Regions from separate parts of the Homo sapiens genome. Here region 1 is linked to region 2. Evidence: read pairs that join two places in POLR2A ChIA-PET (ENCODE). Cell type or tissue: B cell. All regions are shown on one strand.

Evidence for each region. Peaks named below come from ENCODE experiments on the same cell type or tissue, not always from the same donor. Only the 100,000 strongest peaks of a DNase experiment are listed, where the experiment ranks them.
Region 1: POLR2A ChIA-PET joins it to region 2 with 6 read pairs; 2 of 35 experiments call an interaction of 5 or more read pairs at or near these places.

What each region holds. Positions count from the first base shown.
Region 1 is chr1:1,857,992-1,865,991 of GRCh38, reverse strand. The region is part of intron 1 of GNB1 (G protein subunit beta 1); the gene reads left to right. Among named protein-coding and RNA genes, the nearest start is that of GNB1, 29 kb to the left of the region's middle. RefSeq lists enhancers at 2,485-2,544, 2,565-2,614, 2,675-2,724. In B cell, no CTCF peak of the experiment used is centred here; DNase peaks (open chromatin) are centred at 1,131, 4,861, 5,171, 7,191 and 1 weaker place; H3K4me3 peaks cover 1,250 bases; H3K27ac peaks cover 7,281 bases.
Region 2 is chr1:1,674,016-1,682,015 of GRCh38, reverse strand. It overlaps SLC35E2B (solute carrier family 35 member E2B), which reads left to right. Exons shown (of 10, transcript NM_001290264.2): 3 at 5,170-5,638; 4 at 5,817-5,952; 5 at 6,426-6,553. The coding sequence starts at 5,317. It also overlaps the pseudogene LOC100288379. Among named protein-coding and RNA genes, the nearest start is that of SLC35E2B, 15 kb to the left of the region's middle. RefSeq lists a silencer at 1,412-1,706 and an enhancer at 3,962-4,011. In B cell, CTCF peaks have their summits at 2,718 and 2,927; DNase peaks (open chromatin) are centred at 3,015 and 4,025; H3K4me3 peaks cover 1,324 bases; H3K27ac peaks cover 2,218 bases.

The DNA.
Region 1 (8,000 bases), 180 kb before region 2:
ACTCCAGCCTGGGCAACAAGAGTGAAACTCAAAAAAAAAAAAAATAAATAAATACTGTTTTCAAGGCCAGGCGTGGTCTCAAAAAACAACAACCAAAAAACAAAACTGTTTTCTCTTTATTTTTTGGAAAATTCGCCAAAGTCAGTGACAGAAAAAAGGAGTTATTTTTCATTTTGGAAGAAATGTGAAAGTGGATTATTTACATTTAAAAGTTTTAAAAGCTTTCTCAAGTTAGCATGACTGAAATGAGCACATTACAGGAATTTGTTTAAATCTGCCTTTTTAGGTACTGTAGTCTCCTGTTTCATAGACCTTGTAGTCATGTTTCTTGCTGTATCCTGTCACTGGATATTTTTGGATGCTGGTATTGTGAACATAACATAACTGTAATCCGGTAGTTCTTTTTGAGATGGAGTCTCACTCTGTTGCCCAGGTTGGAGTGCGGTGGCACAATCTTGGCTCACTGCGACCTCTGCTTCCCGGGTTCAAGCGATTCTCCTGCCTCAGCCTCCTGAGTAGCTGGGACTACAGGTGCCCGCCACCACACCTGGCCAATGTTTTGTATTTTTAGTAGAGATGGGGTTTCACCGTGTTAGCCAGGATGGTCTCGATCTCCTGACCTTGTGATCCGCCCTCCTCGGCCTCTCAGAGTGCTGGGATTACAGGCATGAGCCACAATGTGTTGCCTGTTTTTTTTTTTTGGTTTTTTTTTGTTTTTTTTTTGTTTTTTGAGATGGAGTCTCACTCTGTCACCCAGGCTGGAGTTCTGTGGCGTGATCTCTGCTCACTGCCACCTCTGCCTCCCGGGTTCATGCCATTCTCCTGCCTCAGCCTCCCGAGTTGCTGGGACTTCAGGTGCCCGCCACCACGCCTGGCTAATTTTTTGTATTTTTAGTAGAGATGAGGTTTCACCATGTTAGCCAGGATGGTCTCGATCTCCTGACCTTGTGATCTGCCCGCCTCAGCCTCCCAAAGTGCTGGGATTACAGGCATGAGCCACCACGCCTGGCCTGGCCTGGTAGTTTTTATAACAGATGTTAGATAGCAATACTCTTCATAACTCTGTACAAGGCAATCAGGCAAAACCAAAGGCCAAGTAAAATGTAATTGGTTAAGCTAATTGTAGCTGATGAAACCTTTACGTTTTGTGAAAGAGGAGATGTGCATCAGCAGCTGTAAGTGAGCACTCTAAGATGCAGTGAGTAAAAGGTGTTGGGAGATGAGCAACTAAAATATAACCTCTTAGTTATAAATTGCAGAACGAAGAATTTTACTCAGAGTACAAACTAGTGGAAAAAGTCTTTCGTATACTGGGTTTTTCAGAGTTCTTAGGCAAGATTATATAGTTTGATTTAAAGACCCAAAAATGTACTTCCTGGGGTGCAGGAATGTCAGGTTTCTGTTAGGTGGAACATGCTCCTCATGGCACAGAATTGGCTACATGAAGTTAACCTACAGGCCAGGTGGTAATCGGCAGGATGGGTCGGCCGGAGGGAATAACTTGTGATGATAGTGGGAGAAACCAGTATCATTGCGGCCGTTTTAACTACCTACTGTGTACTAGGCCCTATGCTATGAGCCAGAAGTTGCCACGCTACAGCCATCTCTTTCTGTGGCCCAGAAGCTAAGAATAGTTTTTTCGTGGGGTTTTCTTCTTTTTTTTTTTTTTTTTTTTTTGAGAGAGTCTTGCTCTTGTCACCCAGGCTGGAGTGCAGTGGCACGATCTTGGCACACTGCAACCTCCGCCTCCCAAGCAACTCTCTGCCTCAGCCTCCTGAATAGCTGGGATTACAGGTGCCTGCCACCACGCCTGGCTAATTTTTTTGTATATTTAGTAGAGACAGGGTTTCATCATCTTGGCCAGGCTGATCTTGAACTCCTGACCTCGTGATCCACCTGCCTCAGCCTCCCAAAGTGCTGGGATTACAGGTGTGAGCCACCACTCCTGGCAAATTTTTTAAATTTTGTTTTTTTGTTTTGTAGAGACAGGGTCCAACTATGTTGCCCAAACTGGATCCACCCGCCTTGGCCTTCCAAAATTTTAGGATTACAGGCGTGAGCCAGTGTGCCTGGCCCAGACCCTCTTGTTTTCAGTCACTGTGCAACACCACCTCCCACAGAAACATTGTTCTGTCCTATTCTTTAAAAAAATGTTATCAATTATGTGCTGCCATATACTACACTGAGAGTGGGGATTCAGTGCTTAAGCATAGGTAGGTTTTCTGAATTTTTCCAACTTAAATCTCCTTTGAAATCTTACTGTGTGTGATATCTGAAATTTGGGTGTTTGCTCACTAAAAGAACCTTGGAAGGAGAAGATCTCAAAATGAGCTATTTGTGGATGAAGAGTGAGTCCTGTGGGTTTTTGTTTTTTGTGTTCTTTTATAGTTAACAGAGTAGCAGCATGTAGAAGGTGGTGGAGCCTGAACACTAGGTTTAGCCATAGAAAGGCAGTTAGGTCTCCTAAGTAGACGTTTCAGTAAAGGGCTTTGTTGACGCTTTGCAATGTCTGGGGTGTGTTTGCCCCACTCCCAAACCCCTCCAGTGGCAGCAGCCACAGTGGGCAAGGGACGGCAGTGCTTTTCTGAATTGGTCAGGTTTCTGTGGGAGATGAGGCTCTAAAATCAGTCAAATTATCTCACATATTACTCAGGTTGGCTATAAATTGCATAACTTACATGATTGGGTGTTGTCACATACTTTCTTTTCTTTGTTTCTCTGTGGCCCTCACTGCTTCCATTTCTAGCCAGCACCACCTCACAACTTGCCCATCTGAGCCTCTGTTACTCATTTGTTTGGTTGGAAAACCTCTACAGCCCATTTGTAGACTGATGGCTGAAGAGGGGCAGTGACCAAGGATTGTGTTCATCTGATGAACAGACGCCAGTGATGCTGTTCAGCACCCTGCACCACCCGGGATGACCCCAGTGTCCACAGTGCTGAGGGTCAGACACATTCAGCCTGGGTCTAGCACTGTGCTCTTAGGTAGAGGGATGTGGCCTGGCGTGGGGCTGAATGAGGTTTGGTTTTCCCTCTTGTGTGTGTATGGCAGTTATTTGTGTGGACTTCAGCACCACTGCAGTTCAAATTCAGCCACCTTGCCTCCTCCGTGGTGTTTTCTAAGAGTCTCCAAGGTGTGATGCCTACGTGTAATACCTTACCGGGGAGCCCTCCTCAGCTTCCTTACCTTTCTGCTGGGTGTATTTGTTCTGCTTCTGTACAAATAAAGTACTGGCCAGGTGTAGTGGATTGTGCCTGTAGTCCCAACACTTTGGGAGGTCAAGGCAGCCGATTGCTTGAGCCCAGGAGCTGGAGACCAGCCTAGGCAACATGGGGGAAACCCTGTCTCTACAAAAATTACAAAAATCGGGGGCATCAGAGCACGGCTTGTAGTCCCAGCTACTCGGGATGCTGAGGTGGGAGGATTGCTTGAGCCCAGGAGGTCAAGTCTGCAGTGAGCCGTAATTGTGCCGCTCCAGCCTGGGCAACTGAACGAGACCCTGTCTCAAAAAAAAAAAAATTAATAAAAATGAAGTACTTTACACTACCGGGTAATAGACTTAGGAAACTGATTGTCTCACTCAGTGTGGGGAGAAGTTAATGGGTGGACTTCTCACTCAGACTGTTGTAATCATCTCCTAATTTACCTGACAAGCCTCCGAAGAGGAGGTCCCAGGAGTTACTTAGTGGCTCTTCATCCTCCAATTCATGGTACATGGGACTGCCACGTTGCTCTGCTAACATATACACTTTACTTAGTTATTTATTTATTTGACAAGGTTTTACTCTGTTACCCAGGCGGAGTGCAGTGGCGCAATCTTGGCTCACTGCAACTTTCATCTCCTTGGTTCAAGTGATTGTCCTGCCTTAGCCTCCCAAGTAGCTGGGATTACAGGTGTGCGCCACCACACCAGGCTTTTTTTTTGAGATGGAGTCTCACTCTGTCGCCCAGGCTGGCGTGCAGTGGTGCGATCTCAGCTCACTGCAACCTCCGACCCCCGGGGCTCAAGTGATTCTCTTGCCTCAGCCTCCCGAGTAGCTGGGATTACAGGCGTGAGCCACTGCGCCCGGCCTCCCTTGAGGTTTAAAGAGTACAGGCCAGTTATCCTGTAGGACATCCCTCACTTTGGGTCTGGTGGCTGCCTCATGGGGGGATTCAGGTTTTGCATTTTGAGCTGAATACCCCAGAGATGTGTCCTGGGGCTTCTCTGGTGAATGCTTCCAGTGCTGTCTGTGTTGCTTGAAGGGTCCAGTTTGAGCTCTAACTGGAGCCTCAGCACCAGCTCTGTTTTAGCCACAGATTGAAGCCTCCTTCAGGGTTGCTTCCAGCTCTGACCTGTGTCTTCCTTACATCCTCTCTTGCCCCTCCATCACTTCTCCCCCACCACCAACCCCCAACCCCCTGAGGATATAAAATCTCTGAGATGTGTCTGTTCTCAAGGCTGCTTGCCAATCCTGCTTCCCTTGAGGGATGCCTTTCAATAAGCAGTTACTGAGTTCCTGCTGGGTTTTTATTATTATTATTATTATTATTTTTGAGACAGTACACAGGGTCTTGCTCTGTCACTCAGGCTGGAGTGCAGCGGTGGGATCATAACTTGCTGTAGCCTTGACCTCTGAGGCTCAGTGATCCTCCTGCCTCAGCTACAGATGTGCACCACCATGTCCAGTTAATTTTTAAAAAATTTTTTTGTGTGTGTGGAGATGAGGACTCTTTATGTTGCCCAGACTGGGCTCCAAGTCCTGGCTTCTAACAGTCTCCCTGCCTTAGCCTCCCACAATATTGGGATTATGGGCATGAGCCACTGTGCGCAGCTGTGCTGGGTTTTGTTCTGAGACACAAAGATTGGGAAGTCAGTTCCCTTTTTTTTTTTTTTTTTTGTGAGACAGAGTCTCGCTCTGTCGCCCAGGCTGGAGTGCAAGTGGCAGCATCTCGGCTTACTGCAACCTCTGCCTCCCGGGTTCAAGGGATTCTCTTGTCTCAGCCTCCCAAGTAGCTGGGACTACAGGCTCGTGCCACCATGCCCAGCTAATTTTTGTATTTTTAGTAGACATGGAGTTTAGCCATGTTGGTCAGGCGGGTCTCGAACTCCTGACCTCAAGCGATCTGTCCGGCTCGGCCTCCCAAAGTGTCAGTTCCCATTTTTGATGAGCGTGTAGTGTGTTACAGCTTACTGCAAAGTGGAGGGGCAGAGCAGTAGGTGAGGCTTTTGGGGTGGATTTAGAGCTGAGCTGCAGTCTGGTCGGTTTGTGGGGACTCTTCCTCCCTCTTTTTTTTTGAGACAGAGTCTTGCTCTGTTGCCCACAGGCTGGTTTGTGGGGACTCTTCCTCCCTCTTTTTTTTTTTTTTTGTTGGAGATGGAGTCTTGCTCTGTTGCCCAGGCTGGAGTGCAGTGGCGTGATCTCGGCTCGCTGCAAGCTCCGCCTCCAAGGTTGACACCGTTCTCCTGCCTCAGCCTCCCAGGTAGCTGGGACTACAGGCGCCCACCACCACGACTGGCTAATTTTTTTTTGTTTGTTTGTTTTTATTTATTTATTTTTTGACTAATTTTTTCAACTTTTATTTTAGATTCAGGGTTGCATGTGCAGGTTTATTTCCTGGTTATATTGCATGATGCTCAAGTTTGGGTATGAGTAATCCCATCACCCAGGTACTAAGCATAGTACCCAACAGTCAGTTTTCCAACTCTTGCCACCCTCTATCATGCCCCTGTCTAATAGTCCCCATTGTCTATTTTTGCCATCTTTATGTCCACAAGTCCCTGATGTTTAGCTCCCACTTATAAATGAGAACATGTGGTATTCAGTTTTTTGTTGCTGTGTTAATTCACTTAGGATAATGGCTTCCAGCTGCATCCATGTTGCTGCAAAGGACATGCTTTCATTCCTTTTTATGGTTGCTATTTTTTACTTCTTCTTTGTTTACTTTTTTTTTATTATACTTTAAGTTCTAGGGTACATGTGCACAACGTGCAGGTTTGTTACATATGTATACATGTGCCATGTTGGTGTGCTGTACCTATTAACTGGTCATTTACATTTACATTAAGTATATCTCCTAATGCTTTCCGTCCCCTCTCCCCCCACCCCACAACAAAAACTGAAAATGGATCCCTTCCTTACACCTTTTTTGTATTTTTAGTAGAGAACAGGGGTTTACCGTGTTGGCAAGGATGGTCGATCTCGATCTCCTGACCTCCTGATTTGCCCGCCTCTCGGCCTCCCAAAGTGCTGGGATTACAGGCGTGAGCCACCGCGCCCGGCCTGCCTCCCTCTTCTTTCCCACCCCTCTCCCCCACCCCACTTCTCCTTCCTCTCCCCTTTTCTCTCCTTTAGTTTACCCTGCTCCCCCTTTCTTTACATTTTCTTTCCTCCCCCACTCCTGCCAATCAGTCTCCGTTGGCGTCTCATCCCTGAGGGCAGATTCATGGCACCTTTATGTCTCCAAATGCCTTTAGGCCACGATACATAGTTCACATTCCCTTTATTGAATTTTTTTGTTTGTTTGAAGAGACAGGATCTCCCTCTGTTGCCCAGGCTGCTCTCAAAGTGCTGGGATTACAGGCTCACATGAGCCACCACGCCCAGCCCTTTGTTGAATCTTTCCATCTAAACAGTTTAACTATTTATGTCCTAGGAAGTTAGGGTAGCCATTTGAAAACTAATCCCCGTCGGGGCGTGGTGGCTCACGCCTGTAAGCCCAGCACTTTCGGAGGCTCAGGCGGGTGGATCACTTGAGGTCAGGAATTCGAGACCAGCCTGGCCAACATTGTGAAACCCTGTCTCTACTAATAATATAAAAATTAGCCGGGCTTTGTGGTGCATGCCTCTAATCCTGGCTACTTGGGAGGCTGAGACAGGAGAATTGATTGAACCTGAGAGGTGGAGGTTGCAGTGAGCTGAGATCGCGCTATTGCATTCCAGCCTGGGCAACAAGTGAAACTCTGCCTCCAAAAAAAAAAAAAAGAAAATAAATACCCATAAATTGAAGGAAACTGTATTTTATTTTTAAATAGCCACAATTACTAATGGGTTGTACAGCTTCTCAAACTTCAGAATCAGATTGGACTCCGTCCCACCCCACCCCTTGTTTCCTGTTCCATGTTGATTTCATGCAGAGCTTGCTTTTTTATCACAGCAGCCACTGCAAACAGGGCTTTATTAGGATGTGACGTCATCGGGAAGGGTGTAGCTCCATCTGCTGTTGGAGCACGAACCCCCTCGAGCTGTGGCTCCCTTGGTGTCCAGCAGCTGATGTTCTGCTGTGCTTCCCTTGGCTTTAAAATGTCTTTCGGTGTCCTCTGAGATGGCTGCAGTGTCCCTGGCATCTTGTTTGTTTTGGGAGCTTAGGCTTTCATGGCCCACAGTCTGGGCTGGACTCATCACTGTGGTCTGGTGAGTGGGGGTAGTATGTTCCCATGAGAAGGGGACCCACCCTCTGGAAGTACCTGGACAAGGGTGGAAGGAGGGATCTGTCCCTTTTTAAGAATCAAAATTAAGTCTTCGGGGTGCTGCCTGTCACCAGAGGGGAGGCCATAGGATGCCCAGGAAGAACCCAGGGATGAGGGACCACAAAGGGGCCTCTCCAACATGCAGAATATGGCTTCTATGGTACAAGTGGAATTTGTCATTGAAAAAAAATAAAATAGTTAAAAACGGACTTTTAGAAGACAGTCTGTGTTTTTCTTGACAGATGCGACAGATGAACTGAAAACAAATGACTTGTCAGAATAACAAGTGACTGCCTTTATTGGATGTTCCATGATTCTGGCCATGGCCTTCTCTCCTGTTTTTGACATAGTAGGCAGATAAGGCAGTGGGGATATTCATGAATGCTTTTAAAGAAAAGAAAAAACACCAGTGACTGTGCAGTTGTGTTTTTATTTTGTGTGTTTTGGGGACTGTAATTGTTCTGGATTCTCCATTATGGATCCATGTGTGCTGCTTTGTGGCATGTCCTCAGCTAGTGCAGTGCCAGAGGGAAGAATTGCAGTAGCCCC
Region 2 (8,000 bases):
TTTTTTTTTTTTTTTTTTTTTTTTTTTGAGACAGAGTGTTGCTCTGTCGCCCAGGCTGGAGTGAGTGCAGTGGCGCGATCTCGGCTCGCTGCAAGCTCCACCTCCCGGGTTCACACCGTTCTCCTGCCTCAGCCTCCTGAGTAGCTGGGACTACAGGCGCCCGCCACCACGCCTGGCTAATTTTTTGTATTTTTAGTAGAGACAGAATTTCACAGTGTTAGTCAGGATAGTCTCCATCTCCTGACCTCGGGATCCCTCTGCCTCAGCCTCCCAAAGTGCTGGGATTACAGGCGTGAGCCACCACGCCCGGCCTAAATCCTATCTCTTCTAAAAGTACAAAAATTAGCCAGGCTTGGTGGCGCATGCCTATAATTCCAGCTGCCCGAGAGGCTGAGGCATGCGAATCCCTTGAATCCAAGAAGTGGGGGCTACGGTGAGCTGAGATTGTGCCACTGCACTCTAGCCTGGGCGACAGAGTAAGAGTCCCTCTCAAAAAAGAAAAGAAAAGAGGCCGGGCGCGGTGGCTCACGCCTGTAGTCCCAGCACTTTGGGAGGCCTAGGTGGGTGGATCACGAGGTCAGGAGATCGAGACCATCCTGGGTAACATGGTGAAACCCTGTCTCTACTAAAAAAATACAAAAAAAAACAAAATTAGCCAGGCGTGGTGGCGGGCGCCTGTAGTCCCAGCTACTTCAGAGGCTGAGGCAGGAGAATGGTGTGAACCCAGGAGGCAGAGCTTGCAGTGAGCCAAGATCATGCCATTGCACTCCAGTCTGGCTGACAGAGCGAGACTCTATCTCGAAAAAAAGAAAAGGAAAAGGAAAGAAAGGTCTCACTAGACAGTTTCAGGCCGGAATCTGTTTGCATTTGTACCGTCAGGAATTTCCAGCCTGGGAACAGTCAGTGACAGGAACGAACCGTGGGTGCCTCTGCAGGGGTGGCTCCTGCCTGGCTGCCCTTGAGTTGGCTGAGGAGCTGAGAACTTGGACTTCAGGATTCTCTGACTTCACTGGTCTGACGTGGAGCTCCCAGTGTTTGAATAAGAAGCGGCTGGGCGTGGTGGCAGGCGCCTGTAATCCCAGTTACTCGGGAGGCTGAGGCAGGAGAATCCCTTGAACCTGGGAGGTGGAGGTTGCAGTGAGCCGAGATTATGCCACTAAACTCCAGCCTGGGCGACAGATCGAGATTCCATCTAAAAAAAAAAAAAAAAGAATAAGCAGCCAGCCTCAGGCATTTACGCAGGGACAGGTGTTTACGTGGGGGGAAGATTAGATATCGCCTCCTCCTGCGGCCTTGGAGCTGTGGGGACAGGGATGCTGGGGGTGAGGACGGTTCATGGTAGTGAAGTCCTGCAGATTGGGAGGGGAATGGAGACCCCGGGACCACGTGGGCTCAACTGCAGGGACGGGACAGTCACCCACACAGAGCCGGGGCAGGGCTGTGGGAGCACAGGTCGGTGTGACGTTGGCTGGGGCTCAGCATGCGTGTCCCAGGGCTGGGCAGTTCCACTCCTGCACGTAGACACAGACGAGGATGCTCCTAGTAGCCCGTCCCAAGTGCTTCTTGCCAGAATGGGTCCATTTGTCCAGTGGGCTGCTGTGCAGTGATCGGACAGAGAACCCGCGTCCCAGCGCAGCTGCATGGAGAGGCCTTTGTTTGCAGTCGGCTTCTTGTTTAAGCTCTTTTAATTTTTTTTAACTTTTTTTTAATTTTTAGAGTCAGGGTCTTGCTCTGTTGCCCAGGCTGGAGTTCAGTGGCACAATCACGGCTCACTGCAGCCTTGACCTCTCTTGTTCAAGCAATCCTCCCACCCCAGCCTCCTAAGTAGTTAGGACTACAGACATGCACCACCATGCCCGGCTACATTAAAAAAAAATTTTTTTTTTTTGAGACGGAGTTTCACTCTTGTTGCCCAGGCTGGAGTACAACGGTGTGATCTCGGCTCACCGCAACCTCCGCCTCCCGGGTTCAAGCGATTCTCCTGCCTCAGCCTCCTGAGTAGCTGGGATTACAGGCATCCACTACGCCCGGCTAATTTTGTATTTTTAGTAGAGACGGGGTTTCTCCACGTTGGTCAGGCTGGTCTTGAACTCCTGACCTCATGATCCACCCTCCTCGGCCTCCCAAAGTGCTGGGATTACAGGTGTGAGCCATCGCGCCCAGCATTTTTTTTTTTTTTTTTTTTGACGGGAGTCTCGCTCTGTTGCTCAGGCTGGGGTGCAATGGCGCGATCTCAGCTCACTGCAAGCTCTGCCTTCCAGGTTCAAGTGATTCTCCTGCCTCAGCCTCCCGAGTAGCTGGGATTACAGGTGCCAGCCACCACACCCGGCTGATTTTTTTTTTGTACTTTTAGTAGAGACGGGGTTTTGCTGTGTTTGCCAGGCTGGTCATGAACTCCTGAGCTCAGGTGATCCGCCCACCTTGGCCTCCCAAAGTGCTGGGATTCCAGGTGTGAGCCACGGCGCCTGGCCCAGAACCTTAAGTTCTTGATGTACAGAGAACGGCAGCGTCAGTGAAGTGTGATTTCTGTTTTTTTGTTTCCACTAATTGTGAGCAAACATTAGGGTGGGGACTGGGCTGCTTGTGTGGGTCCCACAGGCTTCTTGGAGCACAGTGTCAGCAGAGAAGGGGAATGGGGGTCCTCATTGCGGGGAGCAGTTTTGCCTGGGATGCTGTGAGTTTCTCAGAGGGAAGCTAAGTGGACAGACTGTTCTGGCAAGAGGGAGATGCTTGCCTTTTGAATTCCAGGTTTGCCTCGACGTCAGGTGGGACGTGACTGGCGTCGTCTGCACACGCCCGAGCCCACGTGCTGTTCCTTGCTCCTGGAGGGGTTTCTTGAGCGTGGCCTCCTTGCCATGTAAATGAATTTGGTTTTAGAAACTCGCTGGTGGTGGCAGAGCCTGTGTAGCGGGTGCTGTGACAGCGTCCCCAGCCAGGGGGCAGCCTTCGAGGTGGGAGGGAGAGGTCAAGGGCCGTGAGGCCTAGTGAGGTGGGGAGTGAGATCCACGCCTGCCATGAGCTCCACCCCTGCCTTGCGGAGCCCTGTCGCGAGTGCTCTGTCCTTTTGCTCTGCCGCACCCTTTGTTGTTGGATTTTCACCTCAGGAAAGCCAGGTAGCTGCTCCACCCCCAGCCAGGGCCCATCAGTCCGGGAAACTGGCACAAAGTCTCCTAGCTCCCTGGCTCAGGGCCCAGCCAGTCCTAGCTCCAGGGAGGCTGCAGCCCATGGAGGTTTAGCTCCCAGCTTGTTGTCACCCCAGGCTAAGCAGTGGGACTGTGCTGCTGAACAGGAAGAAGGGAATGGTGTCTTTGTGGAGATCTGGCACTGTCAGTGGCCCGAGGAGTGGATGAGTCCTTTGTTATTCCGAGGCTGTGGGAACTGGTGGAGGGGTCGGCCTTCTCCTCACTGAGGCCTGGGGTGCCCTTGGAGGCAGCTGTCCTGGTGCACCGAGGGGTCAGGGCACACATGGGTGGCCTGGGAGCGTCTGGGTGGCACTGAGCTGGCGGTGTGATGGGCAGACGGGGAGACCTGGGTGCACAGACACACACAGCAGGGGGAGGGGAGGAGAGAGAGGAAGGCTGCAGAGGCCCTGGCATTGCCGCCACTGGGGAGAGGGCAGAAGCGCCTGTTCCCGGGTATGGGGAGGCCAAGTTTCAGGCACCTCTGAGCACTGCTGGGCAGGTGAGCTGGGGGAGAGGCCGGCCTGAGCACCCAGGCGAGGTCTTCATGGGGGAGGGGGTGGCGTGCGTCCCTCAGTGTGAACACAGAATATTTATGTATACATATGGCACGCACGCAAGTGCATAAACATAAACACAGAAGGAGGTCACGAATGAGGTGGGAACCCCAGTTTCCCGGGGGAGAAGTGAGACGAGGAGGGGTACTGGGTCGGGCAGCACGGCCGGCACCACACGCTCCCAGAGCGCCTTGGTGAGACAGGATGGGCGCCCCTTCAGATGCACAGCCTCCCCCGAAGCAGGAAGAGAAACCCAGGTGTGAGAAACAGGAAATCGGGCTGCCTGAGCGCTGGGATTGAGACCTGGGGGAGGTGGGGTCTCGGTGCTGCGGAGTCACAGTGGCGTCTGTGCAAAGCCCCAGCTGGGGGGATGATTCCCACTGGACCTCAGGAGGAAACGGCTGTTCTGACCTTCCTGGAGCTCGTGGGAAGGGAGGGGGTGTCTCGCCCCGAAGCCACAGTCGCCTGAGCGTGAAGCGGGTGTAAGTGTGGTTTTATACCACGGAGTCTGTCTAGAAAGTAGCATGGAACTTTAGGAGGCCGAGGTGGGCGGTTCACGAGGTCAGGAGATCGAGACCATCCTGGCTAACACGGTGAAAACCCGTCTCTACTAAAAAAAAAAAAATTACAAAAAATTAGCCGGACGTGGTGGCGGACGCCTGTCGTCCCAGCTACTCGGGAGCCTGAGGCAGGAGAATGGCGAGAACCCGGGAGGCGGAGCTTGCAGTGAGCCCAGATCACGCCTCTGCACTTCAGCCTGGGCGACAGAGCAATACTCCGTCTCAAAAAAAAAAAAAAAAAGGAAAAAGAAAGTAGCATGGAATTAGTCCTGGGCACCCGACAGCGGCAGCCACAAAGCCCATCGAGAAGGTGCAGCTGCCAGGCAGGGCGTGAAGGACCCACAGCCCCAGGTCTGCCAGGACGACAGTCAAGTGTGCCAGGAGACCGTCTCTCAAGAGCAAGGATCCGCCAACACGCGCAGAGAAAAACGGGATTCAATTGCTAAAAATCTTTGGACAGTGAACGATTGCATTTTCTTTTTTTCTTTTCTTGAGACAGAGTCTCACTCTGTCACTGAGGCTGGAGTGCAGTGGTATCATGTCGGCTCACTGCAACCTCCGTCTCCTGGGTTCAAGCAATTCTTCTGCCTCAGCCTCCCGAGTAGCTGGGATTACAGGCGCCGGCCACCATGCCCTGCTAGTTTTTATATTTTTAGTAGAGACGGGGTTTCGTCATGTTGGCCAGGGTGGTCTCGAACTCCTGACCTAAGGTGATCCACCTGCCTCGGCCTCCCAAAGTGCTGGGATTACAGGTGTGAGCCACCGTGCCCGGCCCAATTGCATTTTCAAAGTGATTTTAAATTGGTGGTTGAAACCTTTGAGGACATTAAATGTTCAAAACGGGTGATGTGTTTCCTTTTCTTAATATTTTAGCGTCTGCTTCTGCGCTTTGCCTGGGAGAGGCCCTGGTGGCCTCGTTCCTGGCGCCCGGAGTCCCTGCTGCGGCCCCACCCCCGGGCGGTCACGGTGACCCATGCTGCCCAGCCTGGAGGTAAAATCGTTCGTGGCTGTGGCTTCAGCATGTCGTCCTCGGTGAAAACCCCAGCACTGGAAGAGCTGGTTCCTGGCTCCGAAGAGAAGCCGAAAGGCAGGTCGCCTCTCAGCTGGGGCTCTCTGTTTGGTCACCGAAGTGAGAAGATTGTTTTTGCCAAGAGCGACGGCGGCACAGATGAGAACGTACTGACCGTCACCATCACGGAGACCACGGTCATCGAGTCAGACTTGGGTGTGTGGAGCTCGCGGGCGCTGCTCTACCTCACGCTGTGGTTCTTCTTCAGCTTCTGCACGCTCTTCCTCAACAAGTACATCCTGTCCCTGCTGGGAGGCGAGCCCAGCATGCTAGGTAGGCGGCGGCTCGGGCAGGGTGGAAGCCGGCCACCTGCCACCCCACAGGGAGCAGCCAGCAACCACCCGGGAGGGCCGGGGGAGCCCAGGTCAGGATGGGAGGCCGGGGGTGGAGCCCACTGCAGGCATGGGAGGGGTGATTCTCCCTCTTGTCTTCGGCCCCCTCCCTCCCGCAGGTGCGGTGCAGATGCTGTCCACCACGGTTATCGGGTGTGTGAAAACCCTCGTTCCTTGCTGTTTGTATCAGCACAAGGCCCGGCTTTCCTACCCACCCAACTTCCTTATGACGATGCTGTTTGTGGGTCTGATGAGGTAAAGAATCTCCTGGTTTTGGTTGAGTGTCTCTTTTTCTTTAAATGTAAAGTCCCTCTCGTTACTAGAGCGGGGACTCTGCTGGCTGGTGAGTTTTCAGTGCAGACTTTATAAAAGCACCAGGGCTGTCCAGATTTCAGGACACCAAATGAATGTGGCTTCGTGGCTCTCACTGCCACGTGTGTTCAGTCAGCTTCTTTCCGGGCTGGTGGTCTCAGGACAGGGTGCCTCCTTGTCTCTGGGACGTTTTCAAGGGGTGGCAGAAGTCACTTCCCATTGGACGCAGTGCCGTTTCCTGGGGGCTCGACCTAAAGCGTCACAGAAGCGGGTCCAGGCACCATGTTGGTGATGAGGAGGTGGGCGGAGAGGGGCCGACGTGCCAACCGAGCGAGCGAGCCCCTTGGAGAGCCTGCCCGGTGGGTGCAGGCAGACAGACTCGTTCTAAGGTGATGGTGCTTTTGGCTCATTTTTAGGTTTGCAACTGTGGTTTTGGGTTTGGTCAGCCTGAAAAATGTGGCGGTTTCGTTTGCTGAGACGGTGAAGAGCTCCGCCCCCATCTTCACGGTGATCATGTCTCGGATGATTCTGGGGGAGTACACAGGTGAGGCCCCCGGGCCCCGCCCCTCCGCCTGCGCCCCACCATCCCAGGCCTCCATCCGTGGTGCCCGTCTCTGCTGCCTGCCATGGGGCTCTGCCGCGAGGACCACTCAGAGTGGTGCCCACACTGGCAGTGCCTTCACTTCTCTCACGGTCACATGTGCGGGGGTGTCTTGGAGCCTGGCGTCTGCCAGGTATTCTCACACTGGCATGCGGAGGTCAGGGCAGGGTTGTGTCTGTGGCCCTAACTGGGTGGGGAGACAGGTGGGGGCTGGGCAGATTCCTGGCAAGCAAGATTACTGCAGGTGCCAATCACTGATCCGAAGAGGACGGGTGGGGGCCGCCTTCGGCCAGCACCACACAGGCGGCCGTGGCTCCTGGTCCGTGGGCCCTCCTGTGCCAGCACCCCACAGCCTCTCCAGCACCCGCCACCACAGGCCTGTCCTGGGCCCCAGCCCCTGACCTCAGCTGCAACCCAGGCTCCTGCCTCTCCCACCTCTTAATGACTCACAGGCGATTTCCAGCGACATGTCAGCCCCATGTCGCGTACCCAGTGTGGCTGCATGAAAACCAGCGAGGAGCAGAGGCGCCCACAGAGCGCGGCGTCTTGAACGGAGTCGGGGGGTGCACACGTGTTCGCTTATTTAAGAAACTACAAGATCTTAAGGCCGAGGGAAGTGTCTGTCTGCCTTTGGGGACGGGAGGAGGCCGAGGGTCCAGGATGGGGTTGGGCTTGCCCCACATGCACTTGAGACCCGCACACACGTTTAGGTGATTATAACAAAATCAAAGCCTAAAAGTCAACTCTGGTTTTTTTTTGTTTTTTTTTTTTTGTTTTTTTTATGTTTTTGAGACAGGGTCTTGCTCTGTCGCCCAGGCTGCAGTGCAGTGGCGAGGTCACGACTCACTGCAACCTCGGCCTCCCAGGCTTAGGCAATCCTCCCACCTCAGCCTGTTGGGTAGCTGGGACCTCAGGCATGTGCCACCATGCCCAGCTAATTTTTGTATTTTGTGTGTCTTTTTGTTTTTTCACTGTGAATATACGTTAGTCATTTTTCTTAACAATTGAAACTTGGAACTCTGGGGATTCAGAATTAACAGCCTTGGCTGTGAGCTTATCGATACCAGAAAAAGTTTGGACCTTGCGTTCCACGTTATTCTGCTGGGCTTTGTCCGAATGAACCCTTGTGAGCTGCTGTGTCCATTTCACGCCGATTCTCCTGCCCACAATTTCACCTGGGAAGACCGAGTCCTCGAGGATTGCGACGTGCGCAGCTGTCGGAGCGTGGATCCTGGGACGCTTTTGCTTATTTTTTGTACACCTTTTTTGAGTTGGTTTAGGCAGAATTTTCCTCTAAGCAATAGACGACATACTTACCAGTGAACTTTTTCTCCAATTCACGTACTAGCCAGACTTGGATGTTCTGGAATTATTTCAGTGGCAGAACAGG